Linked DNA regions of Homo sapiens: region 2 is linked to region 1. The links are chromatin loops, found by intact Hi-C in ENCODE. Cell type or tissue: A673. All regions are shown on one strand. Each heading gives the region's core, and the rest is flanking DNA. Links, peaks and the distances in the headings are about the cores only. Region 1 overlaps LOC105370773 (a long non-coding RNA gene). Region 2 has its middle 52 kb from the start of TMCO5A.

Region 1 (17,016 bases), core at 7,562-10,061:
GATATATACATGCATATGTGTGTGCGTGTGTGTGTGTGTGTTTATTGAGGGGATATTATTCCCTTAAACCTTCTCTGAATAATCTATTAGAGAATGAGCTTCATACAATGAAAATGACTTAAGAGGCTTTGACATAAGTACAAGAGGTAGCACTAAATATATTTTTTCTATAGAATCAAGGCTGATGATTATAACAATAAAATGTCTGTGTGCCCTAATAATGTAGCTATAATACAAGAATCAAATATAGATAAGTACAATAAACTCATTTATTATTTCATATGTATTCATTAGGTCTACAAGGATATTACATCAACAAATGCTGGATTCGAGAGAAGAAAGAAAGAGAAACAGGTCACTAGTTGGTTGCATTAGTGCTCATAGTAGGAAACAATAGTCAATAGCCAGAAAGGGAGGAATGGAAATTACTATTACAAAGGATTTATTAAAATAAATATAAAAGTAATTATTAAAACAAAAAATGCAAACCTTCCTAAATGCCAGAAGATATTTTCAAAACTTTTAAATTTACTTGTGGGGAAAGAGAAGAATTAGAGTGAAATAACCAGAAATGAAAGCTAAGCTTCGTTTATTATAACTTGCTTCAAAACTTTGATTCTGGGGTGGTCGTAAGGGTTCGTGCCTTGTAATCCCAGTGCTTTGTGAGGCCAAGGAGGGAGGATCACTCGAGACCAGGAGTTCAACACTGCTGTGATCTATCCTCATGCCACTGCCCTCCAGTCTAAGTGACAGAGCAAGATACTGTCTTTAATAATAAATAAATAAATAAAACACAATTTAATTTTGGACCCTTGTAAATATTTTTCATAATTTCAAAGCAAGCTTAATTTATAAAATACAATCTCTAAAAATTAAAAATAAAAGTATAAAAATGACCCAACTGTATAAACAGTGCGGGCATAACTATACAGAAAGGAACTAATTCAAGTGAATTTAAAACATGGTAATTTAATTGCACATTCTGAGGACATGCCCTAAGGATTAAAAGTAGAATAAAAGAGAACAAGCAAACAAAAACACCCACTACGATCAGACTATTTTGAGAAAGCATATAGTTAGTGGACATGTTGGTAGTGTTATTCTTAGGTTGTTGTGTGATTACTATGGGATAAACAAATGAGAATTATGCTGGTGTTATTGAAAGCACGGATCTTTCAAGTGAAAGAAAGAAACACTATTGTAACACATAATAAGGTTAAGTAGTCTTGAACTGTAGTCTTGAATTTTGATTGGAACTGTCAATACAAAGTCACGATTTGTTTTTCTTTGAAAAATATTTCCCAACTCAACCATCCACAATGTCTCAAAACAATGTACATCCCAGCTGAAATTAGTGTCTTTGGTCTTCAGAATACGGGTTCTAAACTAGACATCTTACTATGAAGAAACAGGGATCCGTGCATAAATTGCTGATTGCAGGTCTGGGATTGGAATGCGAAATGTTTGAGATGGTCCTTAATGAATCGATAAGCTAACTGGAGCAACTCTAAAAATCTGGTCACTGGGCCAGTAGAGCTCTAACATCAACTGGGCAGTTGTAAGGAATGTAAGTTCTCTGTCTTACCTCAGACCTGCTGAATCAGAAGATTTGGGGTAGAGCCCAGCAGTTTGGGGTTTAATAAGTCTTCCAAGTGATGTTGATGAACACTGAAGTTTGAAAACCATTGCTCTAGGGCAATGATTATCAATGGCTCTTAACATCAAAAACATGAGAAGCAACCAATTATACTTTTTCTGACAAAAGTACATACTGCCAACCTATGAAGTAATCTTGCCTCCCACCAAAACCAAAGTTGAACCTGGGTCAGATTAAGCTCTAGTTCTTACAATCAAGTTATAGAAAATAGAGATAAACATGTTATGCAATCAAGAAAATCCAGACAGAGGGAAATTCTATAGGTTAAATAATCCAGGGTTTTCCAACAAAGAAATTCTAAGGAAAAATTATACATGGAAAAAGAACCTATAGAATAGGAAAGGCCAATTATAATAATATGTGGACCTTAGCTGATCCAAATTCAGATAAATAAACTGGAAAAACAACATTTATAATATAATTAGATAATTTTGAGCACTGAGTATTCAATAATATTAAGGGCCTTTAATCATTGATTTTTTTGGAAGATGGTGATACTGTACCTATATTTTGGAGATACACATGTAATTATATGCTGTCCACAAAAAAATTCAAAATAAATCTGGGGAGGAGACGGCGAAGTGGATAAGATAAATAAAATTGGCCTTGAGCTGATGGAATTAATGATTACTGAAACTGAGTAATGGTTATGTAGAAGCTGAGAAGCCTATTACAATATTCTTTCCATTTTTAGGTATTTGAATTTTTCAGTAATAAAAGGTTTCACATCAAGCATCATCTCTTCCAAAAAAAAAGGTTCCTTAGCACCACTCCGAACTCGATTTAGATAGCCTTTGTCAGTGTTTCTGTACTGCTCTGTGTGTAACTCTACCTTGTCTATGATCAGTTCCTTGAGAATATTGGGTTTTACAACCTTTTATAATCCAGTGGCTATTGTAGTCCCTGTACACAGCATCTTTTTCAGTTCAGGGTCCTCAAGGGAAACAGAAGTAATACCCAAACAGGGTAACTGAAGAGGGTTCAATAAAATAATTACTCAAGGTTAAGAGAAAAAACTAGAGATGAGGCATATGGGACTGGCAACAGCAGAAAGCCCTTACCTCATCTTGCCCAATGGGAAGGGAATGGGAGACTTACCTGAAACCTAGTGGGAACTGTGGCTTTAGGAAAGGGCTCCTGAGAGGAGCGGTAGCCTTTGTTAGAGGAACAGACCTGGAGCCCTATGGGGGGTGATTGCAGGGAAATACGTACTTCAAAGTCACTCCAATATTCTGCTGGTAGCTTTCATTGATTGAATCCACGTAGAGGCCAGCAAGCCCGTTAATGCAGTCAACAGGAAGAACACGAGGGTGGAAAGTGGATCTTGATGGTGAAAAAATTCAGCACATTAATCAATAATAATTTTTGAATAAAAGAATGATGCCTACAAGCAAATAAATCCAAAGACAAAACAATATAATGGTCCAGAAAAGTAATCAATATTGATGTCAGAGGTAGACGCAATGCCACAGAGACAAGAGGCTTCCTTAGAGATTCAGGGGGTTTCCAAATCACGACTTAAACTGTTTGGTGTGTGTGTGCACACACAGCTGTGCGGGTGCGCATGCAGAGGGGTGGGTGTGTGTGTGTAAGGAGGCACATTTGATGACACCATTCTCATGGAATCTCTTGCTCTTGCTCTTAATCCATCGGGCAAAGATTTTGAGAAAATCTTAGTTTATTTGCAGCAGATTTTAAAATAACCACAGATATTTCTATTGATCATTTAAAAGAATGATCTTTGTCTTTTCTATCAGTTTTTTTATCTCTAATAAAAAAATTATTTGAATACATACTGTATTACCTCCAGTGGTATTTTTTAAGCAGCATGCTAATATCAGAATAGCAGTGTAAATATACCTGCAATTGTCAGTTAACCTCATGCTATTATTTTTAGACTGCCTGCGGCAGTGTATCAGTACTGTCAGAAGGAAAAAATAATACAGAATAAGGCATTTTCACATTCTTTTCCACAAGCCAAGACACAAAATGGGCTCATTATCAACATGTGGTTGCCTACATTTCAATATTAATATATCTTTAGCTCTCCAATAACTGCTGTGGAGTTGTCTAATTCAGCAAATGTAAACATGTGTTCCCCCAGGAATGATACGCTGCCAGGCAAATGAGATATTTTTTCCCCTCAAATCCTTCCTTGAAATAAACTAATCAAGTCTAAAGATTCCAGGGCACTATTCTAGAGAAAAATGTTTTTTTTTTTTGAAGATCACAGTGTTGCTAGTGTTTCTACCCAGGGAGTTCAACCTGATGACCTTGCTACATACATGAGGCCTAAAATTATTCATGTCAAGAAGGAATTTTTTTTCTTGTACCAGATTCTCACAGGACCTTTAGCTGATAATAGCTACTAATGTCCATGGAAAAAAATTAAAAATTATATGATTCTGGAGTATGTACATCTTCATACTTTCCATGATATCCGCAACCATATCTTAAAGCATTTACCTGGTAGCAGGGACATAAATTCAAACTTTGTCACCAGGGACCAGTTTCTTGGAAGGCAATTTTTCCATGGGGGGAGGCAGGAATAGTTTGGGGATGAAACTGTTTCATCTTAAATCAGCAGGCTTTAGATTCTCATAAGGAATGCTCAACCTAGATCCCTTGCATGTGCAGTTCACAACAGGGTTTGTGCTGATCTGACAGGAGGTGGAGGCCAGGCAGTAATCCTTGCTCTCCCACCGCTCACCTCCTGCTGTGCAGCCGGGTTCCTAACAGGCCACAGACTGGCACCAGTCTGCAGCCTGGGAATTGGGAAACCCTGGACTAGAGTGCTGGTTTTGCAAATCCAAATCTTGAAGCAGTATCCCAACTAAATATCCCAAGAGATGATAATAAACATTTACTATTCTTCATGTACAAAGACGGTTTAGTTTTCTACCAGTTAGATGGCAGCCTCCATTTTTTTTAGTAAAGGTAATCAGTTCACATCATATACACGGATACCTTGTTCTCCATGAAAATAGGAGTTTTCTGTTCAGCTATAATAGCTACCAGCATGCACAGGAACCAAACCTATGACTTCTGCCGTAAGGGCCACAAAGTTACATCCAGCTGAGTCCCCTAATGCATCTGAGTCTTTTGCAGTCAAGTATAGTGGTATACTTAGAAGAATATGTGATCTGCAGCCAGAAGACTTGTGGTTTGGGTTCTGTCTCTGCCACTTACAAGCTATGTGAATGTGGGCAAGCCATTAAACATATTTGAATTGTAGTTTTCTTATTGATAAATTATAACTATTTATAATTATTGCTGTCCTACAGAGCTGTTGTGAGGATCAAATAACAGTAAATGTGAAAGAAGTTTATAAATTGCTGAGTGCAATATAAGGTAAGTTTTCTGGCCTTTGATATAATTGTTTTATCTGATCAATCCACATTATTTGAGATCTGTCAACATGGGATTTCCAATTATCTAGTTCTGTTTCCTCCATCTTTTCCATTTATCCTCTCTTTCCAGTTTTACTATTCTCCATCCTAATTTAAAATATTAATTCCCAATAAAAATCTCAAATCTATCATTGATGGGCATTTGGCTTGGTTCCAATTCTTTGCTATTGTGAATAATGCCGCAATAAACATATGTGTGCATGTGTGGGGGTGGGGGGAGTGGAGAGGGGGGAGGGATAGCATTAGGAGATATACCTAATGTAAATGACGAGTTAATGGGTGCAGTATATCATCATGGCACATGTATACATATGTGACAAACCTGCACGTTGTGCACATGTACCCTAGAACTTAAAGTAGAAAAAAAAATCTCAAATCTAAGTAAATGCTATAGCAAAATATTTTAACAAAGTTTGCTCTCTCTTTTTACCCTTAAAATTTATTTCTAGCACAGCTTCAGGGATTAAAGCCAGAGACCACAAATGTAAAGCCAGGCCAAGAGTCAGCCTCAGGATTAAGGACCCCAAGAGGCTGGGGAGGTCAAAAATCACCCTGAAGACCCCATCTGTGGAGATAGGGTGTGTCTCACAGAGAGGTACACCCACAGTGTTTATGAGGGTTAGGAAACTCCAACACCTTATGCAAGGAGATGCCAGCAGGAGGAAAGGAAAGTCATCATAGATGTTTTAGTCCACCAGCAGATTGTCTGGCCAATAGGAGTTTGTAAAGATTTGAGAATGGCTAAATGCCATATCAGGAAAAGCATTTGACTGATAGTAAGAACTAGTTTCACTTACTGTTTCTACTAGTTATGGAACCGGTTTGAGCAAGTTTTGTTTTGTCTTTCTGGGCTTCAGATTCTTCAACTATAAAAAGTCCAGATCGCTTCTAAATTTCCATCAAGCTCTAAAATAGCACATTAGTCATAAGTAATTCATTTCTATTTTCACTATGCAAAATAAGATCAATCTGACAAAAATAAAATAAAATAAAAACAGCCGTCACCACTAAAATTTGTGTTTGATATGATTTTGAAGTCTTCCCATTCACTTGGGAAAATTCAAGGTTCTATTTAAGAAGGTTCCATAAAAAGTCAAATTAATATCCTTTGTACCTACTTCTTTAAGATGACTGCTTAACAGGAATTCTGATAAATGACAGGAGCTTCTGCCTGTAGCAACCAATCAAAATGTATTATTAGCGTAACATTCCCATGTAACGACATGCCAATAATTATCTCTTAAATGGAAATGTGGAATTCTTAACTTTCACATGTACAGAACATTACAATCATTGGGACCTAAAAAAATTGTAATTAGAAATTTCAACTATGTCACATTCTAGATTTCTTGTTGGTTTTGTAAAACTGGCCCCAGAAGAGGAAAGCGCAAGGTCACTATAAGTGTCCCTCACTTAGCATAAAACCCAGGACTTAAACTTTCTCATCTGGATGGGAACCCTCTCTTCTCTCTTAATACCTCTTTTTATCTTTCCTATCCTCTTTACTGCACCCACAAAATAATATTGTCAGAGCTTTCATATTTATAAGCTATTGAAGAGATAATAGCAGATAAGAACTTTTTTTTTTTTACTTCACTTTGTATTTGTTGTTGTTTTGATTCAGGAAAACATTGAATTGTGTTAGTGTAAAGGGGAGAAGAATAAATCTAGCCTGATGAAGAGTGGGAAGATATTAAGCAAATGATTTGTCATGCAGTAGGGGAGTCAATAAATATTTTATGTTGATAAAATCAGAAGCAAGTGAGCTAATATATAAGAATGCATTTATTAAAACATAAGATACTATATAAACACTCTTATTGTCATCAGTACTTTAAGCAGAGCAAAAATGGAAAAGAGACAGAAAGAGATTCTTGCCAAATGCCAGTGCTACCCCCACCAAAAATGTGTTCAAGGCTGGAAGTTGGTTATTTAAGTTTCCTGTCTTCATAGGATGCTATAACTCTTGCTTTCTTTCGAGTTTCTTCATCTTCCCTTACTCCACCCACATTATAACGATGCCCAGAAAAGGCCGGTCTCAGTTGCATACTCAGTTCAATGTCTGAATCCATGGATCATGGACAGCCCCTTACGATTCACAGAAAGAAGTTCATATTTAATTAAAGATGAATGAAGTCATTTAAAGACATCCTCTTTCAGCAGTTGAAAATAAATGATGTTTTTAGATCAGCATCTCAGGAGCTCTGTCAGAAAGCACAGATTTTAGAATCTTTAGTTCCAGTTCCTAGTGTTCTCTGAGGCTACAGTGGCAATCTTAGGCCCATCAGTCTTTCTCTGACCCTTGGCTTTAGGCTGTTAAGCCTTGGCCATCTGTCTTCTAAATACGCATGTTTGGTCTCCAAGGACCAACACCCAAGGTGAGAGGACATGGGTGGTCAGGGAAAATGTAAAGTCGCAGTTGGGATAAAGATAGAGAAAAATCATAAGGCATTTCCTCCATGTGGAGCATAAGCAGTATCACCTTCTAATGTGCAGGACAATTTATCTCTTTCCCAAGGTAAGAGAACAGTACCACTGTGCTAGTGTTTTATCCATTGCCACCCAGCCTACTATTTTTGGTATTATTATTATTAAAATAAATAATGAAAATGTTGTTGGATGTTGGTCCCACAAAACTCAGCCTTTAAGAATGTTTCTGCTCTACAAGTAGGCTTCCTATCATAACTGCAAACAAAGGATTAAAGGGGCGTGCAGGGCCCCAGAAAGCTCTTCCTAACTGTCATGGCCCATCCTTAAATGTTAAGAGCTGCTGAATCTCTGTCTGCAGAACTTGATGCTTCAAAAACATAAATATATTGTTCTTAAAGCCCAGATAGAACACAGGCCTGATGTCATGAATACTGATGACTTTCCCCAGTTGAGGGACTATTGGGGTTGGCGAGGAGCGGGTAGGACAAAGGAAAGGAAACATCTCAGAGTCATCACAACAACAGACTCTTGCATCTCAGAGGAGTTCCAACCCTCTGAGTTCACTGTTAGGCTCTGAATAGAATTACCTACATGTCAGTCCATCAAGGTAGTTTAAAATACCTGTGCTCCTAAAGCCAAGGTGTCATTACAGATTTAGCACTACCAGCAGTGTTCTCTTTGTCACACAATGAAGCAATATGGTTAATTAACGCTCACTGGGGAGCCTGGGATAATGACGCCTCTCTCTTCCTAGAGCCAATTACCCCAAATATTCAGATTACCTACCTACTACTTCACTGAAAGAAGTGTCTGGGTGTTTTTTGTTTTTTTTTTTCAAGGCATTATGTATCATGTAACGTCACATTATGTGATGTTGTATCACAGCCTGACAGCTTACAATGAGAGATATGCTGAATATATTGGGTAGTTAATACCTGTCTGAATTAACAAGACAACCAACTTTCCAAAGAAAGAAATATCTGGGGTACCTCCTGGGATATCTGGAGGGAGAACCATGTCTGATTCACTCAATCAACCACTGTGTGTCACTGTTGCTTCTTGTAAAGGCACACGAAAGGGTATTTGTCTGCAGAGATGGCACACGTATCTACACATAAACGATCAATGGTTTTGTACAGAATCCTTAATGGATGCCCATTCATAGAGATTCTATGCCAATTCTGTTTAAATGATCTCACTCATCTAGGAATTAATTATCAAGAGTCAGAGTAACATACAGGAAAGGGTATGGGATTGAGCAAACCAGTTGAGAACCTGGTATGTGACCTGTACTTATTCATCTGTTCATTCAAAAAATATTCAGTGCAAGCCTGTTCTCTATAGGGATTCTGTTACTAGCAGATAGAATATACTCCAGCTCCATTCTTTTCATTGTGCCTCAAATAAGCCAGACATAATCCTGCCTCAGGGCCTTTGCACAAGCTGATACCACTATCTAGAATGCTCTTCTCCAAGATATCTTTATGATGAATTCTCTTGCCATCTTTAACATTTTCCCAAATATCAGCTTCTCAATGAGGTCTATCCTGGCCAACTTATTTAAAATCCCATCCCCTCTTTTGTTTCAGTACTCCTTGTTCTTTTTTACTCCATAGGAAAAAACATACTTAGATTAACTTGTCAGAGAAACTGTCTTTGAGGAGGTGACATGGAATGTCAATGATGAGACATCAATGTCAAATGATGACAGATAGATAGCCCTGAAAGGAATGGAAGAAAAGATGGCTTACTTTCCTCTTTTGTAACAGGGATAAATGTCATCTATCTGGTAAGAAGAGGATTAAATGAGATAATATATGCAAAGGCCATAGAATGTACTTTCTCAATATTCTAGTTATGTCATTTCCTCACTTAAAACCTTCAGTGACTTCCCATTTTCTTCTAAACAAAATTCATACTCTTAGATCAATAACTCCATTGCTCAGTCCTAGTTTCTTTCAGGCCTCTTTCATCACTAAACTCCATCAACTTCCACCAACACATACACACACACACACACACACACACACACACACACTCTCTCTCTCTCTCTCTCTCTCTGTCTTTCGTGGAACTATATAACTTCTTATAAAACCCAAATGCCAACATCTTGTTTTGATGCTCTCTCCATTGGCCCTACCTAGAATAAACAGTCTGCCCTGAGCAAACTTTCCCTTCATGCTCAATCACTCCTGTGTGTCCCATGTATCCTCTGCTTTCCTCTGCTATATTACTTATTGTACAATACTAAGATTGGTACTTTTAGTTTCCTTCCCTGTAACCACACTGTCAGATTACTGAGGGTAGAGCTATATCTGATTTATTTTTCTATCCCTAGCTCTTGATGCAGAGCCTAGGATATAGTAAACTCACAATGCAAACATTTGAATGACTGGCTGAATCCATTCAACAGATCAGCACTACATCAGTGATGGGCACATAGCTTGTTCATAATAAATGCTGACACTCTCCCATCACTCCCAACTAACTCATTTAATTATATATGTGAATAATTAATCTTTTAGTTTACATAGGTTATATAAAGTTATAATTATCTGAAACTAGATATTAATAAAATATTGTGTTTGACAATGCAACAAATATGCTTTCAGATCTATTATAAGCAGAAAATTCCTATTTTTCTTTGGGTGAAGGGTAAGCATAAAGTTATAGATGAGAAATGTTAAGATCCATGCCTTCAATGAGCATACAATCTACTAAGGAAGACAAAGATATATGAACAGTTAACCAGCCATGGTTTAGACCAAAATTAATTGTCATAATACTAGCACATATGAAAGAAAACAGTTGACAGGGTTGTATAAAAAAAGGGAAAATAGGAAAAAGAAAACGATGGGCCTTTAAGGAAATGCTGTGCAGATGAGGCTGCAGTATCAGATGCATTCAAGGGTCCAGGGTCTGGACACATGGAGGCATAGAATAGAAAAGGTAGATGAGGTCTAGGTGGAGGAATAGCAGATGAGAGAACGCACTGGGATGTTTGTTCCAGTGTCTCAATGATACTTGCAGGGACATCAAATTTAATATCAGTATACTGATGGAATTTAAGAACTTGTGGCAACATGTCAAGAATAGTTGAAGTTGAGGTTGGAGAAGTGGTAAGCGGCAGGGATCCTGAAGGCAGGAAGGCAAGTTACTAGGCTATTATAAAAGAATGAAAAAAGGTGGGGAGGAAATAAACTAGAGCACCACTGGGATGAATTGAAAAGAGTCAACATTGTGAAGACAGACCAATGAATGTATCTGATAAGTGACTGATGACATCAATCATGATTCCAGGAATTCAAACAGAAGTTCAAGGGGAATGGTGAGCCCATTGTCCTAGAATAAGAAATGCATACAGAATAATTTAGGTGGCAGAGGGGAGGGGCAAGTTCACTAATGATTCATTATTCAGTCTTAGACATCATTAGCTGAGGTGTCAGGTGTGCAGGGGACACTCTGAGGTCAGATAGAGCAGGCTGTGAGTTATGAACTGGCTCAAGATTCAATCAGTAAAAAGTATATTTTTGCTAATATAAATAAAGTTACAAGAAACATTTACATTAAAATAGTTTATTTTTTCTTTTACTCTCTTTTGAACTATTTCCTTAGGGCAAGTTTCCACAACTGTATCACAGTCCTTTACAAGGGCCTCTTCCAATCCTCTAATCCTTTCACTTGAAGCCAGTACTACCTCAGTGCTTCCTTAGAAACCTTGATACTTTTTTTTGCTTTCAGCCCTGTTCCAACATCCCAATACACCACATTGTTTATGACAGTCCCCAATGATTTACAGCAATCACTTTAATAATTTTATAATATGCTCTCCAGACAAGATCTCAGTTGTTTAGCCAGTACTTTGAGAATAGTTTCTAAGGTACTGTTATAATCTTGTTTCCAAAACCTCATTAACGTAAGCTGACTTTTTCCCAGGGTAGTGAGAGTAAAACATAATGAAACACTTGATTTTTTGGACTAAGTCCATAGCATTACTATGCTATTAACATATAAAGATATGAATCACTAAAAATCAAGTTTAGATGTGTGATTTGCAAGTTCACATATTTCTGTTGACAACATAATATAAGTGTAGAAACCATAAATGGTATTTTTGATTTTCATAAACCTTGGTATATCCAACAAACATATCTCTATGTCTTCCTTTAGTTATTGTAAATGCAGTCTCTCACATTCTAAGCATGTAATCAGTAAGCATAGAAAGTAATTCCCGCTTTCATTGGCTACAATGAATATCTGGGACAGACATATCCATCCTGAGTGTTGACTCTGATGAAGGTTTCAATTTTAAACATGGATTCAATAAAACCTCAAGTAAATTGTGACAAATGCCTTGCCTCAGTGTGTTAAGTTAATTTTTAGTTTAACAAATTATACTCTACATCCTTTGGGGTTTTTTTCTTCGTTCATCAGAGTTGTGCTTCACTTACTATTTTTTTATGTCTGATAAAATTTGTTTTTGTAAAGCTGTGATCTCACTTCTTTGAAAAAGACTAAATGGGAAATTATATTTTTCCAAGAGTAAATAAAGGCTTCACTTTAATTCAAAATTACAAGTCCAGAGCATTTGAGAGATTTTACAAACTGGCACAGCATGTTCTGTTGGCCTTATAGGAATAAGATGATCCAGGGAGGATACACAGCCCATAGATCAACATCAGCATCTCTCGGCCACAGAAAGAAATACGTAAGATCATCCTGCTCCACTCCCAGAAAACTTTTTAGGCCTAGATTTCCATCTCTAGTCTTGTCTTTCCTACAAATGTGAGTTATCTGAGTGCTCACTCACCATGTAATAGCCACCTTGCCCAATATGGAGAATATAAAGATAACACACAGGCCATTTCATTGAGGTGTTAGTAGAGCACTTTGCCCTGTCCACCTTTTCTGCCTAGCCAGCTGCTTCTCTTTCTTCAATACCCAGATCAAATGTCACATCCTCTGTGTAGCCTTACCTAATGCCTCCCCTTTGTCCCCAAGAGAACTAGCATCTTCCTCTTAACTCCTCCATGACTCCATTCATACCTGCATTAACTTATCCTGATGCGTTTTGACATATCTGCTTATGTTTATCTGGTTATATTAACAAAACTCATTTAAGCACAGGGACTTACTTAAGATTTACTAGAGCTAAGAAATACTCAAGAAATGGGTGTTGAAGATAGGAAGAGAGGCAACATGCCCTACAACACAACAATGAAAATCTTAGACTATACAGCCACATGGATTCAAATTCCATCTATATAACTTACTAGCTTTGTGATCTTGATTTAAATCTGGATGAGTTATTGAACCTCTGTGCCTCAATTTTCTCATCCAGAAAATGAAGAATATGGTAATACTGATCTCTTAGAGTTATTGCTTGGCAACTTTAAAGACCCAGCTCTAGAGAATGAAAATAGGGGGAGAAGTCTTGGTTGTATTGTTCCTTTCTATCCACTGCAATTAATCATTAAGAGAATCTACTCTCTAAACATAGAGGAAAAATAAGCTCAATGTGCAGTTTTTCTCAAATTTTGGTGAAGTATAAGTATGCCTTTGACACTATATTCATAACTCTGTTACTTCTACCAAAGGGACAAATTGCACTGAAATCTTATCTTAAATGACTTTTCTCTGACTATAACATTCAACTTGCAAATTGTATCTATCTATCTATATATATATGGAAAATAAGAAGAAAACAAAGTTCACCCATAATTCTTCTACCCAATGGTTCTTCAAAAGCTATTGTTAAAATAGTTTTAAATATTGTGGTTTGAAATAGTTTAAAAAATTGTAAACAATTGTTAATATGGTTAAAATTTTGTAACTTTTCTTCTGTTTATACTTTGGCTCATAATTCAATTTTACTGGATAGATTTTCATATAACATTGCTTAATAGAAATTTCCCGTTATTAAATATTCCCTGAAAACATAATTATCTATTTATATTTATTTAATTTTCTCCCACTATTAGATATTTAGGCAACAACATTTTGACAATCATCTTTGCTATAAGTTGTACATACGTATTTTTTACATGTTACATAACATACTTTATAGCATTTTCATAACTTAACTTCACTATGATCCTAAGAAATAGGTCAAATGTTACAATCTTTATTTTGTAGAAGAAACAAAGGATCAGTGTTAAGCAAGTTTCTTAGCAAATCACTGGTGAAGTAAAGACCATGAGTTAAGGCATCTGACTCAGTTTATTGCTCTTTCCATCAAATCACTTCATATGTAAAATTGAAGTAATAAACCTAACATCAGTATAAAATGACCATTGGTTGCATGTGTTTGTGAGCATTGATGATTTTGTGCTAATTCACTCGAACATTCTTTCATGATTCCCTTTGTATTAAGTGACAAAAATATGTGATACTGCCCCCTTAAGGAACCGGAGCCTCCACCTTGTGCTCAAATCAGCACTGGGCTGTTAGCCACTGGACTAATTAGCTCATTTCTGCACAAGGAGGTTATGTACACAGCAGCACTAAAAGCTCTACTGAGGCCTGCAAAAGGGGAATCTTCTAGTGGACAGAAATTTGAGTGGCATACCAGCTTTTTCAGTTTACCTGGAAGGAGATATGACTAGAGGTGGGGATGGATATTGATTTTTGGTCAGTAGCTAACAGATGATCAAGGACTAGAAGGAACAGACTGGAGCACTGATGATACCATAATGCCAAGATTTTGCCCCCTACTGTATCCCATGTGCTAACAATGCTTAGCATAGCACATACTCTCGAAAACATTTGTTGATAGAAAGAATGAATAAGACCTACTATTGGCTAGCACAATGAGATGACTATAGTCAAAACTAATTAATTGTACATTTTAAAATAACTGAAAGAGTATAATTGGATTGTTTGTAACACAAAAGATAAATGCTTGAGGTGATGGATACCTCCATTGATCCTGATGTGATTATTACACATTACATGCCCAAATCAAAATATCTCATGCAACCCACAAATATACACTTCTACTTTGTACCCACAAAAATAAAAATAAAAAAAATTATTGAATGAAAGAATAAAGGAATCTCAGAAAAAGATAGGATATGCTTCTTAGCATTGCCCCAGAATTGAGAATATTTGTATGTTTTATGAATTGTCATCCAGGGACATCCACTGCAGAGGAGCAGATACTCTTTGGTAAGCATTTTATCAAAATTTTTTCCCAATCAGCTTTGTCCCATAACTGCTTGAGGGCTTGTTCAAAGTATCCATGAACTGCTGGCTACAGTAGCAGGGCTTGATGTACATACACACGCAACCATAATGATTTACCTTCCCCAAAGCTGTCCTGGAAATGAATAGACACCTTGTCTTCCAACAGCAGAAATCAATCCTAAGCCTCCAACATGACACCAGTCCCTGCTAATTAATAACATTGGATCTATACCCCAAAGAAAGGCTAGAAGTTATTCCTTACTGGAAGAGAACAAAAATAATTTTTCTGCCCTGCCTGATCTGCATATACAAGTTCAGCATCCATGGTCTTATTTTACGTACTATTTTTTATGCCTATATCCTTTCATTATAACAAAAAGTCATTATACAGAACATACAGAAAGACAGTAAGGCAGTGGATCGACACTTACGGGATTCATTGGTCTTTTTACATACCCCATCATCTGGAAGCAGCTGTACTTAAAGAATTGTGTAATTGGCCTCCTGAAGACTTAATTGTGGTACCAGCTGGAGAATGACTACTTGCAAACTTGGCACTGGCCTATGTGATGTCTATATGATATGGAATATGCTCTAAACCTGTGACTACATATGATGTCATTTTTCCCATACTCAGAATGCGTGAATTTGGGAACCAACTGGTAGAAGTAGGTGTGTGGTTCCTCACACTATTCTATCTAATGAATCACTTGCAAGAGTTTTGCTTTTCATCACTACAACTTTGGGCTCTTATGATTTAGAGGTATTCATTACTAAAGGAAGAATGCTTCTATCATGGGAAGGATATAAATATGAACTGGATGTTGAGACTGTCATTCTCATTTCCTCTTCTCACTGAAACAACAGGCAAAAAAAAATAGGTTACTATATTGACTGAAGAGTTTTATCTTAATCAACAAGAGGAAATAAGATAGACAATGGGACAAGCTTGTGTCTATACGCAAGGGATTATTTAGGGATACCCCAACACTTTTATGCCTAATAGTAAAATTGATTAGAAGCCTGAAGCATACTGGAAGGATGACCAAGAATCCCCTCAAGCATGAAGCAGTGAGTGACTCTTTATTCATTCAAGAAACTAACTAGCTGAAGTACTAGTTGAGAGAAGATTGACTATTTAAAGCATAGCAGAGGAAGGAAGTTCTAGCTATCAATTACGGTTCAGTAACTGGTTGCAGTAATAGACTTCATTAGTTAACTTTTCTTCCTCTCTCTCTTTTTTTTATATTTATGAATATTAACCTATTTAAAATTTCCCTTTCCACACTTATTTTTTATATTGCATGTACAATAAATTTCTCATTTAGTCCTTAGTTTATAGAATACCAAGGTAAGCATCTGATTGAACCAAAAAAGAAATAAACATTGCTGAGATGGACTCACAATTAATGGCACATGGGTCTCTCTTTAGGGGAGAAGTTAAGCACTTATTCACTTGTACAATGGATATATTGCATTAATGTGGGACTGTGTTGTTTCTTTTTTTATTGTTTGGTAATATTTATGTACACTAAGTAAAAAAAGAGTATGATTCTGCTTTATATTATGCATTCACACTCAGCATTCATTCCAACATCCTTTCATCATACCTCCCTCTACTTTAGAGGCTGGGAAGCTAAAAATGACTTTTCCAAGACTCCCTTGCAGCTAGAGTGTTGAATGTGTAATTAAGTTCTATTAATGATATACACTTGCAAAAGATTTGGAAGGTAAATGTTAAAAAGGATAGCTTTGCTGCTATTTTCGCTGCTGCTCCTATGAAGCAAGGAGCAACAAAGGACCAGTAGGTTATGAAGATGCTGTGTCTACAGAAGCATTCGTATGTCTGGCCTTTTATGAGTTTGAGACACACTTGTGGCAGCAGCAATATCCTGATCACTGGACCACACCTACAGCAGTGGGTTCCTGAACTCGGGTTCCTGTGATTGCCTCTTGATAACACATATTTATGATTACAGGAGAGGAAGCAGTTCTCTCGACATGGCATTTCAACAGTCTTATTCTGAAAGTTACTCCTGGACACCCAACATAGAGTCTTCTTCTGTAGTACCTCTAAAAATTGTGTAGTTACTAATTCCCCATATTAAAATCGTTTCTTGCTTAAACTAGCCAGAGCAGGTTTGGTTGTTGTAGCTGAATGTTAATAGAACACAAATTAAATTAGCAGAAGAAAAATCTGCACCTTATGTGAATCAGTATTTACTTTGAAAAATAATACACACATGATCTTTGGGGTTATCTTTTATCAAACCTGATTCCCAATCCTAGTCTATTATTTTTTGGCAGTGGCACCATCATTATTCTAGTCAACCA
Region 2 (17,016 bases), core at 5,581-8,080, 200 kb after region 1:
GTTTCTGTTTCAACATATAAAAACATTTTCACATGATCTTAAGAGGAAGATATTAAATTTCCTGGAAATAAAAAATAAACAATAAATAGATGAGTACTTTAATTGACATTAAGAATATCTGAATAAAACTCAATAGTTTCATAGGCTTTATGTATACACACGCACACACACACACGCTCACACACACACACGAAACAAAGGTAAATATGAGTATCAAATTTTAAAAGCTGTTCCATCAATTCAAGTAATTTGGCACATATCTTCACAGAATCTATCCAAAACCCACTCGGAAGTTTTTCTAAGTATGTTTTTTTCATGTCATTCTTTATTGGTCCCAAACATCACTGCCTAGCTGGTAAGTAACCACTATCTCTAAAGCATTATAAATATTCATTTTTAGACAATAAAGTCTTTTAAAATCCTCTCAAAAAATTTCAGGCTATTGCAAATGGATAAATCACTGCACACCTAAGTCCGTATTTGCATGGCTAAATTATATATTGTAACTATGGAGTCTTTTACTTCTATTATACCAAGGCGCACACTGGTATGTTTCCATGAATCTTTCCTTTAGCGGCTGCAGCATTATCATAATAAAGTCAAATATCCCATATTCTACGATAGGTGCTCCATTTTCACCTGAAAGGGACTCAGGCAAAAAAAGCAAAATGTACCAGCCCCAGAGTCTGAATTCCTTTGATATTGGCTGCTTATATCATCTTCTTTGTAGTAACTGAATTGCTCTTTTTCTGTGCATTAATTTTAGCAGATTTTTTCTTATTTGTATAAAGGCAAAATTTAAAGCACTTTTGAAATAAACAAAATATATTATGTTACCATCTCATTTTAGCTTTGTTTCTCTTTTTTTCTGTAAAAGTGCACAGAAGTACTATGAAGCTTTTTCAAGACTATAAGTTATGGGATAAAGTTTTAATAAAGAGAAGTGATGCCACCCTGATGTGTCAGCCACACTGGCTACAGTCATTCTTCTTTAAACTTAAAACACTGCCTAAAATGCAAGCTTATTAGAAGTTAAGACTTCAGCCAGATTTTGTGAATTCATGTTTATTTATGAGATTTGCTTTTTGGGGTGGGGTTATCTTTAATTTGATGTAATCACTAAAAACATCAACTGGGGGTTTTGGTTGTCTCCATAAATGTCTAACATCACAATAGGCTGTTGGCAGAAACAAGATCTCCACCTAAAGAAAACTTCATTTGTATAAAATTTAAGTGTCTAAAATACAAAATAATCCACAGAACATAGTTGTTCTTTAATATACTATATCTAAATTTTTGTTAAATTAATGGTAGGAAAGCTTTTTATTCTTTTGTTTTTGTATGTATTACCTTTTTTTGTTTGTTTGTTTGTTTTTTGGTTTTGTTTTTACAAAAAGTAAATGCATGAAGAGGAATTTTGTGTTTCGCATGACTGCAAACCTGATTTTTACTTCTGGTGCTCTAAGAAATCAAAGGCTATTTAGAGTAACATAAAGAATAAAAATGTAATCAGTGGAATAAAGTATTTCTGTGAAGTCTGACAAAGTAGAAATTTGAATTGCAGCCCCAAATATTTAAATAAGCTATTACAAAAGGAGTGCTAGAAACCATTATATTGTGTGATTTCTTTTGAATAATGGAAATGCTCTCTATCAGGTATTTTTGTTTAAATGGAATAAATGTTTGAGAGAGATGGTATTCAGTCATTGTAACCTTCCATGCCACAAGTATTAGAACTGTTATAACTTCATCTTTTGAAAAGGGGACATACACTAAAAAGAAATTCACAGAGTTATGAAAAGAAGTGCAATTTAAGCCTATCCTCCATCTCCATCATTTGCAGATAGATCATTTCTCCAAAAGGACACTGATGAAGACTTTCAAGCATCCTTTCCCTGAGAATTCTCCTGTCAAAGCTAAACAACATTATAGCACTCTTTGGATAATACATCTCCTCCAATTCCAAATGCCATGGTTTGACAGTGCTCTCAGAAGTTCTTAAAGAAATTAAAGATAGACTTCCTATAAATAGATTGCCAATGCCTTTATATTAATTGAATTTGCCATCTCCCAAAGATTCTTTGGTGTGGCTAGCTGAAAGGTAATACAATTTGACCATTATCCACTTAAAGCAATTGAAATAAAATCTGTGTTGCATAGAATTAAAATCATATTTGGTGGCAATATTCATCAATAAGGATCATACCTAATCATACTGGAATGCTCTGAATTTCCCATGTGTAAATAACATTTCCAACTAGAGGCTGGAGGCTGGAGAAGACATTTTGGGTATTTCTCTGTTGTAGTCTGTATTACCATGGTAGCAGAAGGAGCACCAGACGGAGAGTTAGAGGACTGGGTAGAAGTCCTGGCATGACCACCATGTGTGTCCAGATGAATCCTGTCCTGTCTATGGACCTGAGTCGCTATTGATCTAAAATGTGACCAGATGATCTAGAAACCTCTCTCCTCCTCTGCAATGGTATGCCTCATCTGAGTAAACACGAACAGGAAGACAATGTGAGATGTTGCTGAGAGAATGTTATTACACCTTGGGTCTTCAGAAATCGGGTTTTTCCCAAAGTTACTGTGTCTCAGCCAGAGCCCCGCAGCATTTTGCTATCATATAAAAGACTAAATATGGAAAATGCTTGTCTGCTAAAGTGAATAGGAAAATGCAAAAATTTTTAAGTCATTTAAATATTTAACCAGAGCATAACAATTTATAATTTATAATTTATTATATTTTAAATAACTTTCAGAAAGAAATTCTGCACAGTTGCTCAGATTGCTTGAGAGTGAAGATTGCCCTCAAGAAAACAAAGCACAACAAAAAAAGTCTTTTGTTGTTGTTATTATTGCTGCTATCCTAGCATTTTAGGTCTAAAATAAATTCTCCTCCAATTAATATTGACAGGCCTCCTTTCTGAAGATCATAGTTCTGATACAAATAACTTTTCCATGGGTGTTTTTTATTTGGCTCTGTGGTGGTAAAATGCTAGCTACTGTTTACAGAGAATTTATGTGAACATTCCTGGGATATGAATTATCAGAGAGAAGCAGTGAATGCATTATATGAGAGAAGTATTAAATTCCTCTTCTCACTTGCTAAAGAAATACCTGATTTCTGGTAACTTATTCTCTATTCTCTATACCTGAGAAACCCGAGTGTGAGAATGAAAACAGCCCCCCGACCCTGTTCACGAAAGGATCACTGTGGCCACAATGTCAGTGCACAGTCTTGACTTCACCCCCATCCCCCGGTCTGTTCCACTTTTCCTTTTTCGTTCTCCAGTTATTGCCATGAACCAGAAACTTCCCACAGCATCTCACGGTGTTTTCTTGAAAATAACAATGCTATTAGAACACAACAAATACATAAACAAATCAATGACAGCAAAATGACAGAGTTTTGAATCATCGTGTCTAGGTGGCAGAAAAATTTCTCCTCATCCTCAAAAATATATAAAACTATTGGAAGTTTGCAGGAAATTTTTTCAATTATGTTCTTTAAAACTCTTCTCTTCAAGTAAAATTCTCTCTTAACAATGAAATTTATGAGAGATACTCACACATTTAGAGTAGACGAATGTGAAACTGGTAGGTCTTCATCATAGTTTGTCTTTACATCTGTGCATGTTTACATCTCATACCTAAATACCGATTTAAATTTTTTAACAAACATAACACTTAAATTCCATTTATTATTTCTTGTAAATCTCAATATATAAACCAAATATAAGATGCACCCAGTTTATCTCTCATTTCTCTAATTACATATGCAATGGTGCCTATTTACCAGGCAGTGCCTGCTTGATCCGAACTTTCCAGTGGATTTTAGATGACTCTGTCAGTTACACAACCAGGTTAGTTCAAAGACAGCGAAAAGCACTTGCATCCAAATGAAATCTATATTTGGTAATTCTTAAAATATCATTTTTCCATGGCTTTGTAGGGCATATTGCTTACTCAGATAATGTGCATGCCTTTCCAGTGAGGCAGTTTTTTGAAATGTGATCTTGGGTCACTTTATGTTAAACTTACTTACTCCACACATAGGATGAGTAATGCCAGATAAAGTACTGTCATTAAAAGCATTTTTATTAAGGGGCTAGTAGAGAAAACCTTTAAGCAATGTTATCAAGCTCTTTGTTGAACCAGGTGGGACATCTATATGAATAGGATCTCTTCAGACCTAGACCTCAGCCACAGCACACCTGGCCTATGTTTGGAAAAGAAAGTCTCTCTTGTTTGGCTACATAGTCGGTTACAAAGAGCCAAGACAACTTTAATTTATCCGTTAAGAATGGAGGCCCATATTTAAGAGTCATCAGCAATAAAGGAAAATACACTGGATCATTTCAAGTGCATGCTAATCATTTAATGTAATAAATGGAGCAACTCTAATTATCTCCTGAGGAAATGATTTCACACTAAAACAATGGGAATGAAGAGGTTACTTCAGGAGCATAATACCCAGCTGAAAGTTACTCATGTGAATCTGGAGATTTCTCTTGCATTTCAGGGGGGAGGGACTTTTTCCCCCACAGCCCTAATTCAGTTGCCTCCTTAACGGGGTTAAAGATATTTAGCACTGACCCTGCCGTGTGCTTGTTTTGTAACCCCAAGCAAAGCTCTCACCAAGCTCAAGATCGGTGTCCTTCCTGACTGCTTTGAAAGCTGCTCCCTAATAAGAGGGTATCTGACTTCAATGCAGCAAAACAAATAAATTAGTCTAGAGATCACTGTAACCTCCTCACTTCCTATTCCTTGCCTCCCCCAAAATGATCAATCTGCCACCTACGCTAGCCATTGCAAAAGAATTTCCAGTGAAATGCTTGAAATAATTTTTTAAATGTTTCAATCTGTCGTGACCAATATTTTTAAAAATTTTAAGTGTAGTTTTTTAAAGCTATTTTTGTTTACTTGTTGGCATCACAAAATTAAGGTTAAGAAATATAATGGAGGATTTGGGGAAGAATAAAATGTTTTAATGATTTGGTTGCTTCTCTTGCAAAAGACAGATTTCACCATAAGCTTAAAATGGTTTGCTAAATTCTATATTTCTGTTGCCTCATTGTTCTGTTTCTTTTGATGAAACACATAAAATGAACACTGTCTGTTTAGGCATTTTAAAAAACATATTCACATTAAATAGAATAACTACAGTGGATGGGTACACAACCCTGAAAACTAGGTAGCAGAATGATTTTGACTTTTTCAAATCCTTCAAGTAAATCCAAATCTAAACAAACAGACAGACAATATAGACTTGATTTTTGAACAGTTCTTCCCCCAATTTCTCATTGCTCTGGTTTTGGGAATAAGGAACACATTAGAAAAACCTTTCTCTTCAGAAATAACAAAGAATCAGGAAATTGTGTCTGTTTAACTTCTACATATAAGCTAAGACATTCTAAGTACATATTTTTCATTATGAAAATAATAAATGTAAATAAATTCATAACTCTGTTTCTGTTTTGGTCATATTCAAAGGTATGTTGAATAAGGAATCAAATCCTCTTTAGATTGAAATTGATAAACACATTAGAGAACATGAAAAAATTACATAAAATAGAAAACAACCCAATGCAAGACTGATTAATTCTCCAATTAGTGTAAAAACCATAAGCGGAAATCACAATTTTGAGGGAGAAGATTTGCATTTATTTAAAGCCCACATCCATATTTTATAAAAGGGAATGCTTTGACTTTCTTTTTACCTTAGTATCCCTGCTGTCTGTGTACATGAAAACAGCCAATATCAGACATGAAGTTAATTGGAATCAACTGCGCCCATCTTTACAGGAACACACCGGAATGTGTACCATTCAGGCTCAGCTTACCATAATATTCTCTACGGAATAGTTGACCACAGGATTCTCATTCACAAACAGCCAGGTTAAACAGTTAAATGCTAGCAAATCCTGCATAGCCCTGTGGGAAATTTCACTTTAATCCCGAACTTATAAGAGGACAATCAAAGCCCAAAGCCTGGGTAACAAATCTGATCCTCTGTTGCAATCTGTGTCCTCATGGGAAGGAGAGAGGTGCTCTCCGTACAAGCCCTAGATGGATAAATACCTAAATGATGAGATAGATGGGGAATGCAGAAGAGGCGTCTGGCCTTAGCCATTCGCTTCCAATTCCATATTACACTGTGAGAGGCAATTCTTGTGCAGCTCAGGAGCAGCCAGTCCTGATTACTAGAAGTTGAAGTGTGGCTTAAGGAATGATTAATGACAGTGTCGGGAGGAAAACAAAGCACAATGAGAGTTATCTCTAATCCACCTGCTTGCAGATGCTATAGTAAGGGAATGAAAATGGCCCCGGTGAGCCCTGATGATAAAAAAATCAAACGAGAAAGGTGCAAAGCTGTAGATATGTATTAATCTGATATATAAAAACTAGGTCTTACTTGAATAAAGCATTAGGCATGAATGGAGCCCCATAGGTGATAGATACTAGGCCATAGTGGACTTCACATTGTCTGTATTTTTTAAATCAAACAGAACTGTTCCCTTCAGTATTGCCTTTGACATTAATAGGTTGGTATTTGAAAAGTCACAGTTCACTAGATGAGCAGGCTTGTGAGTGCAAGCTCATTAAACAAACCCCCTTTTCTTGTTGTTCTTAAAAAATACGATGACACCATACCACCACCTTGTGGTTTTGCTGTGCACGTACACACTACCCCCGGAGACGTCTAAAATTCAATCACATTTTCCAAACGTAGAAATCCAGGTGGAATGTAATTATAAGATCGATGGTGTACTTTATAAGCAAGTATGTTTATGAGTGGCTTTCACCTAAGACAACACAATGCCAATAAGATCATTGAAGTTTCATAATGTATTTTTGGATGCAATATGAGGTCTCAGCCTGGTCATTCCAATTATCTATTTTAATTTCAGGCCACCAATGCAACGAGATCAGAAGACATCAAATATCCATCTATGTGAAGAGAATGAACAAAAGTGTTTCACACACCTGTTCCCTGGCAAGTAGTCACTGACTTCCAATATCCAACAAAGCTAAGTAACAACACTTTGAGCTTTTCATAATTTTTCTATGTGTGGAAAAGATTGTGAAGCAGTGAAATGTGTATGTGCTTTCTTCTAAAACAAAGAACATTTTACTCATGTCTCCACATCTATAGACAGAACTCTAAGCACTTTTAAGAGCTAAATTTTTATGTTTGGGCATTTTGTTGATTTGTTGACTCGCTACGCATTTGCCTTTTGATATGATCTTGATTCGATGGAAGCAATAGCATTCCATAATTTCACCTGGTTAGCAATCATTCCTGCTAGGAGGTAGTGATGGACAATGATGCAGGCAGCCTCAGGATATTCACTTATTCCCAGGTTTGGGAAAGCTGCTTCTGCTTTTGTCCACAGTGCTAAGTGCCTATTGCATTCTCTCCCCTTTAATCTAGCTAGCAACAAGTTAGATGTTAATTCATATTTCATGCAAGATTTTTAATACTGAAAGTCTAATGAAGATTTAGCGTTCCGTTTTTAACAAGGCTGATGTTACTGTTGAAAGAAAGCACATACATTATTTTAATTAATATCAATTCATAAGTGCTCTTGATTTATATATTAAACAAAGAGAGAAAGTGTCTTGTCATACATGACAATTGATTCTGTATTCACCCATCATTTACTCAGAGCCCATTTCCCCCCTTCTTGCGTGGGAAATGCATGATGGAAGCTGCCATGTAGAATTGTGTGTCTCTCACATGCTGTTAATGCTGTGCTGTGATCACCTCACCCCTTATTTCCTTATGACGAGCTTCAAGTCAGTTCCAGCCAACTGTGCTAGTCTCCACCTGACATCTTCTCCTATCAAATAAGCAGCCTCTATTGTTTTAAGCTTAATGCCTTTGTGTATGGCACAGCCTTCCAATAATCGCAGAGGGCCTGACAACTCATGTGTTATAAAGGCATAATGTTAGGCCAAAGGAGGTAATTAATAATAGCAGTTTAATGCAGCTGGGAGCAAGAATTGCCTTACAAACCAAAACATCTTCAGCCATTTAGCCAAGTACAGAATTAGCAAGATGGCAAGGACCTGAATGGAGAAACAAATGCCCTGCCTTATGTGTTATGACACAGTAGGCAGTTAAGAAAATTCCAGAATTTTAGAAGATGCTCTGATCACACCAGACCATTATTAAATTGAATATTAGCTATTAATTAAGTTCTGGGGAATTTTCTTCTTTCTCCATTTCATTCTTTCAGTGGCAGCAAATTGTCTTCTTTTGAAGTCAATGCCATGATTTCCTCATGTGAAACCTCTACACCAAAGGAGGCAGTGTTCTGGTCCTGCTTCCCTACCTCTCTCCTCACGCCCACCCCCACATACATACACGCTGTCAAGTAACTTATGTCAATTTCCAACAACAGCAAAAAAGTAGACACTAGAGCACTTCACATTCTGTGCTTTAAATAAAAAATTTTTTCTCTGAGATTTGTTGCTACATTCCTACCCCAGAAAGACCCTAGAGATACAGGCAGAGCCCAGAAAGATCCTGTGAGTGGGCCAGTGGGAAGGGGAGGAGCTGCAGTACTTATGTAGAATGTTTTTAAGCCAAAGAAAGGATTTTATTTCTTCTTAATTGTTAGGCTGTGTACAAGTTAGTAATTATTTTGTCGTCCTCCAGTACCATGACAAACACACACACACATACACAACACACACACAGGCACACTTAATGCTTCATGCTGGAATCACTCCAACCAATAATGCTGACTGGCCACTATTTGTGGGGAGAAAACATTCCAAAGCCCCAAGTCAAGATATTAATCCCACCCTATTTTTAAGAGAAAAATAAATCATTTGCCAAGAGCAAGACAATTGAGACCATGAGAGAGGACCTGACCTGGAAAGCCAGCCAGATTCCTCTCCAGTCTAACCCAGTCTCTTCATTCCATCGGTTTAAATCTAAAGGTATATTTGTCTTTCAGACTGTCTTTCTGGACTATATGGAGGCTCCATCCCCAGCAGTGGATGTGGCTTCCTCCTCCAACCTCCTGAGAAGTAGAAATGGCATGAGTGTTTTATGCACACTTTAATACTCTGCAGGGTCAGCTCGGACTTGGAAAGATGCTTCGGAAATCAACATGCGAAGGAACACTCCACGCCAATAGGAATGAGAGTTACATTTATGCTCTATAAAATAAGGCATCTCCCAATTTATTTACCCTGGCATGATTATTTATCTGGCATTATATTGCAGCGGTAATCCAGGGAGTTGCTTTGTAGTTACTCTGTTACTGCTCTTGTTTTGCAGTAACTCTGTAAATAACTTGTGTCACCCCTTCTATGTCCCAGTTCCAGATGGAAGATAAGACGTTATTTCTGCTTCAGTGCAAAATCTTAACAGCTGATGTAAGGAGGTGTTCAGATTCCTATCTAAATTACATGCCAGATATTCTGCATTAGCATTGTTAGGCGGGTTATTTATCTACAACCTGAATATATTTCCAGGATATCAAATGATGACTTACAAGCTATCTCCTGTGATGTGATGTGCAAGCGTAGAGCAATGTAAGAAAAATTTTAAAACCCCTCCATGGATGATCTTAGCTTAGAAAAACTGATTCAACATTGTTCTATTTACCTTAATTAACACAAATCTTAGCCATATTTGTTTATAACACTGTGTTAGTGACTAAATAAAACCATTATGAAGCTGCCTACAAGGCCACTGGGTATGCAAGGAAAACTACACAGTCATTACTACCCAGTAGAGGGCAAACACATTGTATTTTATTGCTAATTTGGACCAAATCCCTGTAATTTGGTGTTTAAAGATTGTGCATGGGTTATGAGCATACAGTTGTTGAATAAATGTACCATGGTATGTTTTTAACATCTGTGGAGATTTTGATGGAATAATAGTCTCCTTTCTGTATAGCTTAATGTAATATATTATGTATTTGGAAATTTGAGCAAGGTACACTATTTGGAAAAGAAATCACAAAAGAAGATTTGCTTGTGCTGTCTAGAACTCCCTTACATTGCTAGACTCTAGAAAGGAAGAGCAGGATTAAAACAAAACAAAACAAAAAACCTACATTCAGGTGAAGAAATGTTTTTTTCCACGTGATCTTTGGTTTCCCTTTGTTAGGAATAAAGCTCTTCATCTCTCCCCCACTCCGAGGTTGCTTTTCCTCCAAGTGGAAGGTAGTTTGGGCCAATATGTTGTGTTATTCCATTAGTTTATGTTTTAAGACTAAGAAGAGATACTTCTGTGTTATAAATTATTTATAGCACAAGAACAAAGGGAGGCTGTCAGGGCTGCTGCTACTTTGAGAAAATAAAAAAGAAATGATGAATTTATGGAGAATCCAATTTAATAAAGAGGGAGGAGATGCAACTGCTAATTATTAACATCCATCTGCAGACAGAGACCTGAGAGTAAAGAATTAGATGGATACATTTACATCTGTCTGTCACCAAAAGAAATCTCACTAATGGTTTTCCACACTGTCACCAAACGCTCCCCATCCAGCTTCGAGAACCTTAGAGACACGTGAAGATATTTTAATCAACAGCAGGGCATGGAAGACATGCAAAGAACTTTAGAAATGGGCACTGAAAAACACCACCACTTCCTCCTGCACTCTCTGCCATTCTGAAAACACCAAATAATAAAATGTGGTGTGGACTTTATCTTTGTATCTAACTGATGTGGGGAGCAGTGAGCTTTGAAAACTTTTCTATTGAAGCAGCTGCAAGGCACATCTCTGCTGACATCAGGCACAGTGTAGAGACAGAGGTATGAATGAATGAAGAATGTCCAGCAAAAAAGAGAAGAAATGGTTTATCGTGGGAGAATTTTTTTGTTGTTGTTATTTTATTTTGATGCTGAACCTACCTCTTGTCTTCTGGACGTTGCTTTCATGAACAGGAGGGAACAGAAAATGGAATGCTTTGAAAACTCATGATCCTGGGCTGCTGCCTTCTTTTCTTAAAAGGAGCAGAAGAGAAGGATAAATATATTAAGAATTCGTCAAAGAAAAAGAAATGTTCCATGGCTGTGTGAAGCTTGCTGATGGGGGGGGAGGGCGCAGGGGGAAGCAGCCCTTCTCTCTTGAACATTAGTTTAAGTCTATAGACCCCTGAAAGGGGTCACAATTTCAACTTTGCCCTTGTCATCTTATTTTCAGTAGCAAGGTCATCTATACTTGGGAGGTTTCAAATCACCTTTGAAAAATTTAGGGCACTATTTTTATCTGTCACCCTTCTACACACAAGCCTTGGGCTGGTTCCCATATCGCTATTCATAGATTTGGCAGTTTTTTAGCCTGAATTTTTGATGTGTTGTCCATCATGTGATTTTTCCCAGTTGGTCTGAATTAGCCAGACAGGGTATGGGAAGAGAGGTTTTTCCAATTCTCTGACTTTATCACATATTTTAAAATCAGGCAGAAGGAAAGAGTGGTGTGACTCTTTTCAAAATTTTGGAGATGCCACTTTATTTATAGTTTTCCGCGCTATCGACAAAGTAAGACTTTCTGACAAGATCACACAGCTATTAGTTCAAACCAGATTATTTTTCCTTAAACATTCTTGTATATTTTGTTGAAATTTTCCCAGTTAATAAAACTGCCTTGCAAATTTTTATGAATTTATTTTAAAAGTTCAGGAAACATGGATTTACAAAACTGGGAATAACTATCCAGTCCTAAGATTTCATAAATGTTTCATTCATTTAATGTTTAGTGCAGGAAGTAATGACTACCCACAGGAAGCAATGACTAATGTCAGAGACAAAGACTAAATCAATAAGTAAATAAATAAATAAACCACAACCTTTGCTCTTTCTGGTTGGATACTACCCCAAAAAACATGGGACAGGTAGAAAAATGGATAAATATTTCACAATTATCTACAGGTTGATTTTGATCAAGTTATTTTCAAACATTTTATAATAATTTATGAAATGGAAATTTTAAAAAGTGTTTTCCCTCATTTTCATTTATCATTAAAGTCATTGGCTCTTATTGGGGAAATTAAATGCTGGAAATATGGCTGCAAATCTCTATAGAGTTCCATACAATGGAAAGCTGACCATGAATTTAATGGGGTCACATATGGTGAATTGGAATAGATGGGCCTGTTTTTAATAGCAATTTTGTTAGAAAGGTACAGAGAGGTCAGCCAATAAATCAATCTAAAATAAACTTTTGAGAATTGTTCATTTCTCATTTTTTTCCCAAATACTTTTCATTTATTATCTGGAATGTATAAGATGTACAGAAATTCCAGAAAAAGCTTTTCTAACATGGTTTACCAGATGTCAGGGTTACACTGGGAACCCTAGGGACTAGAGGATCAGGAAATACTCTAGAGCGGATGGACCAGTGTGGAGACTCATGGCTAGAGAAGTGACACAAGACGGGGACCTATTAGTGTCTGGAGTATGACCCTTGCCTTCCAAAGGAACACACTCCCTGGTCTCTAAACCTGTAAAACTTCTACAGAGGAGAGGGAAATAATTGAGATTTGGGGGAGTTGTGAAAGAAAGGAAAGGAACAAAAGTAGATTAACAGAGAGCACTGAAAAGAAGGAACGATTATTCTGTGGGGTCTGTGCCCAGAAACATAGCAATTGAATCCAGCATCCCTTTATCTAGACAGCAGATGTCCGGAGGCCTATCTCAGGGGCTCATTTTCACTTACACGTATCGCTTCTCGGCCTTTTGGCTAAAATCAATTGCACTTACATGTGAAATTCAGTTACTGAAGTTCTGATAAGTATGCCTCCCTGGGCTTAGAGAGAAGAAAGAAACCCTGGTCGGAAAGAAAGGATGTGACCGGAAAAGCAGAAATCCTGCCTCCACCACAAATTAGCTGGCGGATTGAGCAAACTACTTCCCATGAGTTTGGGCCTCTGTTTCTTCACCATCTATGTAAAGAACCTTGGTAACAGGCTTCTTGTAAGAAAGCTGATTACTGGGGGCTGAATTTAGGTGATGAAAGAAGCTGGAAAAAATTACCTCCTTTAGCTCTAGAAATTATATGTTCCTAGAATGTAAGCTAAGGGTATTCTAATCTTATTCTCTCTCTCACCCATACATACACGCAAACACCTGAAGAATAACCTACATAGACTTCCTTTTGGTATAAATCATACCATATATTACAGGAAGGTGAGCTTTCAACTTTTTTTAAATTTTCTCTTATCTAGATATATAAGTTTTACAAACTAAAAATAAAACCACAACCAAAGATTTACAAAGAACAAATTCTCCTCTGTTTTCTCCATCTGTTTTCAAGAGATCCAACCAAGCACACTTTTCTCAACAACTGAACTGTAGGCCTACAGAAGGCAGCAAATTCTCAGTATGTCACACAGCACAATAAATGTTTGATGAAGGCACTTCAAGTCCTGAAGATGGGACTCATGGAAAGAGGAATGCACACTCTTGTAAGAAATAACTCCAAATTTATGAGATTTGATATTAAGATAATAAGATAGATCTGTTAATCCTTTTATGCAAAACATTACTGAAAAAATTACTACGATTTCATCTTTATACTTACAGATTCTCCTCAACTTACGATGAGGCTATACCCCAATAAACCCATTGTACGTTGAAAATGTCAAGTCAAAAATGTATTCAATACACTTAATCTACCAAACATCATAGCTTAGCCCTGTCTACCTTAAACGTGCTCAGAACACTTACATTAGCTGGTAGCGGGTGAATCATTTGGCACAAGGCCTACTCTATAATAAAACGTTGAATATCTTATGTAATTTATTGAATACTGTGCTGAAAGTGAAAAACGGAATGGTTGTATTGTTACTTGAAGTATGGTTTCTACTGAACACGCATCACTTTTGCACCATCGTAGTCAAACAATCACAAGTTGAACCATCCTAAGTTGAGGATGCCTGTACTTCTCTCTCATACCGCACACCAAACTTATCTGCTCCATACCTCCAGCACCCATTTCTTCACCTGTACTCTTCCTTGCCTCTACCAGTAGTGTTCCTTACTGATTCTCATTTTCCCCACACCCAGGTTCTATTCACTCCTCAAGACTTGGCTCCCACATAGGGCGGTTCTATGTCTCTAGTTTCTCCCAAGACAGTTCTAGTGTACACTTAATGGCTCCATATAAATATTAACAACTGTACCTTTTGCTTTCTGGTTTAGGGAGCAAATTACAGAGTTACTGTGCTAGTTATCAACTTACTGCTTCTCACTTCCTAATACATAATATTTCTTTGCTCAGCATTGTCACGGGAGAGCTGGATCTTGTAAACTTTCTCCTTGCCAAATGACACAAAGCTAGGCTTTGCGTAGAGGACGCTGGAAGGACAAGACCAGGGGGCTTTTCTTCCTGGTTCTGTTTTTTTGTTTGTTTTTGTTTTTTTTCTTGCCCAGACCATGCAGTGGCCAGCTAGTGGTTTCCTGGCCAGTGATGCGTAGAACCCAGAAGGACACATCCTCCAACAAGTTCCATGGACACTCATGCATGTGGCATCTCCAAGAGTTTTCATAGCATGCCAAGGCAGTTTCTTGCTCACCCGCACCTCAGCAAACTTCACCATCAAGTGAAAAAAAGGAGAGTTTACAAACCCAGTTTCTGCCTTTTCCAAAAGAAGTATAAGACTGAGGCACTAGGCAGACACCTAACTGCCCCTATTCTGGGAAAATTTGTATGGGAGCTGACAAAGGTAAAGAAAAAACTTCAAGATACCATGTTATAATGAGACAATGTTAACAAAATAACACCCCCTTGGAATAAGGAAATGTAATGTGACTTTTTTGTTTAATGAGTATTCCTGCATAATACAAAAACCTAGAATCCAAAATCAAAACTATCTGGTGAACCCAGTGGGAAGAAGTTCTCTAGAGTGTGGAATTACGAACATATATATGTTTGTATAGCTACCTAAATTTACGAGTTTTTAAACCATTGTAATTTTCCTTAAGGTAGGACTAGTACTTTAACTTGATTATTTGCCCCTAGTATGTGATAAGAAAATATTGGTTGGAGAAGAGACATGCAAAATAGCACAGAAATCTTAGTAAGATGGGAATCTTTTTAACCTCAAACTATTTTTGTGAAGTCAAATACTAATTGATAAAGGATAAGAAGTGAAAATTCCAATCGTCCTCTGAAGAGAGATGTGATCCCAACAAAATATTTCAGCTAAGTCTAAATTGCATTACTTTTTCATCGAATAGTCCACTTTTCCTCTTTGTGCCCTGATCCCTTGACCTCGTGGACATCATGCTTGACCACATAACTTGCTTGAGACATCGATAGGTAAGCAGTAATATGGGTCACTTCCAAGACAAATCTTTCAGAGCCAGGGTGTGGTTGGCCATTTCTCCTTTCACTGTTCCACGAAATTCACCCCGTATCCACAAGGAATATGCCTCAGCCTGGGTCCCACAGCAACCACATGGAGCAGTCAACCCATGATGGACATACAAAAAAATAAACATTTGCAGTTGGAAGCCATGGAAAAGTTTAGGTTGTTACCATAGCATAACCTGATTTATTCTAACTAATTTCAGACAGCAATTAATAATTGGAAATGAGGTAAAAAGGAAAAGGAAGACTCCAAGAAATAGGTTAGCAGCCTGAATGATAGGGAGAATACAGGAGCCTATGGACATTGTAGTATTTTACTAAGAACATCTCCACAACATAACACACATCCAGGCATCCTGTTCTGAGTGACTTTACTCTGGCTTCTAAATTGCCGTTTTTATTACAGATGTGGGAGCCTCTCCACACCTCCACCATTCTAATGAAGGTACAAAATATGTTAGATTCCACATATAAACCAAATATGTGAGGGATAGATATGCATTAACAAGAGGACTGAGGCCAGGAAATACAAAAATTCAGTTAAAAATGTGCAAATGTGATGGTATGTTCATACCCTTAGATATCTACCCATGAAAGTAAGGTAAGGAGCATCTTACTTTTCCCACAAAGTTTGTAGGGCTGTGTGTTAATAGGGGCTGAGAGTTGAGTCTTAATAATGCTGGCAGACTGGTTATATTGGACAAATTAGTATATCTACCTCAATCTTAAAGTGAGAAGAATATTACACTCTAGCATATATAAAATATTAATGTAAATATGTATAAGCATACAAGAATCTATTATTTAGCACAATAAGGGGATTGGGTACTTAAGTTAATCAAATATTTCAGTCTTCTATAGTTTGCCCATTTCTAAGCAATCAGAAAGCAAAAACCAGAAAAATATACTGAACACCCGTACTATGTTGAATACAATTCTGTTTCGCAAAGATTCATATGACACCACAGGATCTTGCAAGGCTTCACGATCATCATTTATTATGATCTTTAACAATGGGAAGATGCAGACATCGCACCCCGTGAGACACTATAGAGTAATGAACAGAGTCAGGAGACCCAGAGACAAGTTCTCACTTTGTTGCTTATTAATAGGATGACCATACACTCTGATTTTCTCAGAACAGTCCCAGCTTGTGCTGTTGAACTGGCATGTTTACTAATGGTGTTCTCACTCACTCTCAAAACTATCCCCATTGAACAACAAATTATATAGTCACCCTACTTATATATGACCTCAAAAATCCATTTAAGATTTTAGAACTCCAGTTTCCTCAATTATAGATCTGAGGATACAACTGAGATAATATACATAAAAGTGCTTTGTGAGCTTCTTAAGCACTATCTACATGTTTGGTATCATTATCATCACTTTATTGGAAAAATTTAGTCAATAGAGCACCAAACAGTAAAGAGTTGCGTCTTAAAAATCACTTTGTCCTTTTCATTTCCATTATTCATTCAAAAAATATTTGTTAGCTTACTACTATGACCCAGAGACTGTTTGGCGCCAGGGATAGAGATAAAAAAAAACAAACAAATAAACAAAAAGTGACCCATACCCTAGCATTGCTTTTACACTAATGCCCCTGTGAAAATTAATCCTATTAGAAAAGACCAAATGAATAAGAGCAACTCTATTTTATCCA

What was found. Hi-C counts contacts between places; a loop is a spot of excess contacts. Peaks named below come from ENCODE experiments on the same cell type or tissue, not always from the same donor. Only the 100,000 strongest peaks of a DNase experiment are listed, where the experiment ranks them.
Region 2: a loop joins it to region 1, with 8 times the contacts of the local background. A loop is called at or near these places in 14 of 110 quality-filtered maps.

What each region holds. Positions count from the first base shown.
Region 1 is chr15:37,673,959-37,690,974 of GRCh38, forward strand. LOC105370773 (a long non-coding RNA gene) reads left to right here. Exons shown (of 3, transcript XR_932116.3): 2 at 4,942-5,008; 3 at 5,517-5,579. Among named protein-coding and RNA genes, the nearest start is that of TMCO5A, 250 kb to the right of the region's middle. RefSeq lists a silencer at 7,850-8,144. In A673, for the core only: a CTCF peak has its summit at 8,538; no DNase peak of the experiment used is centred there.
Region 2 is chr15:37,874,084-37,891,099 of GRCh38, forward strand. No RefSeq gene overlaps it. Among named protein-coding and RNA genes, the nearest start is that of TMCO5A, 52 kb to the right of the region's middle. In A673, for the core only: a CTCF peak has its summit at 6,680 (motif pointing left); a DNase peak (open chromatin) is centred at 6,628; H3K27ac peaks cover 561 bases.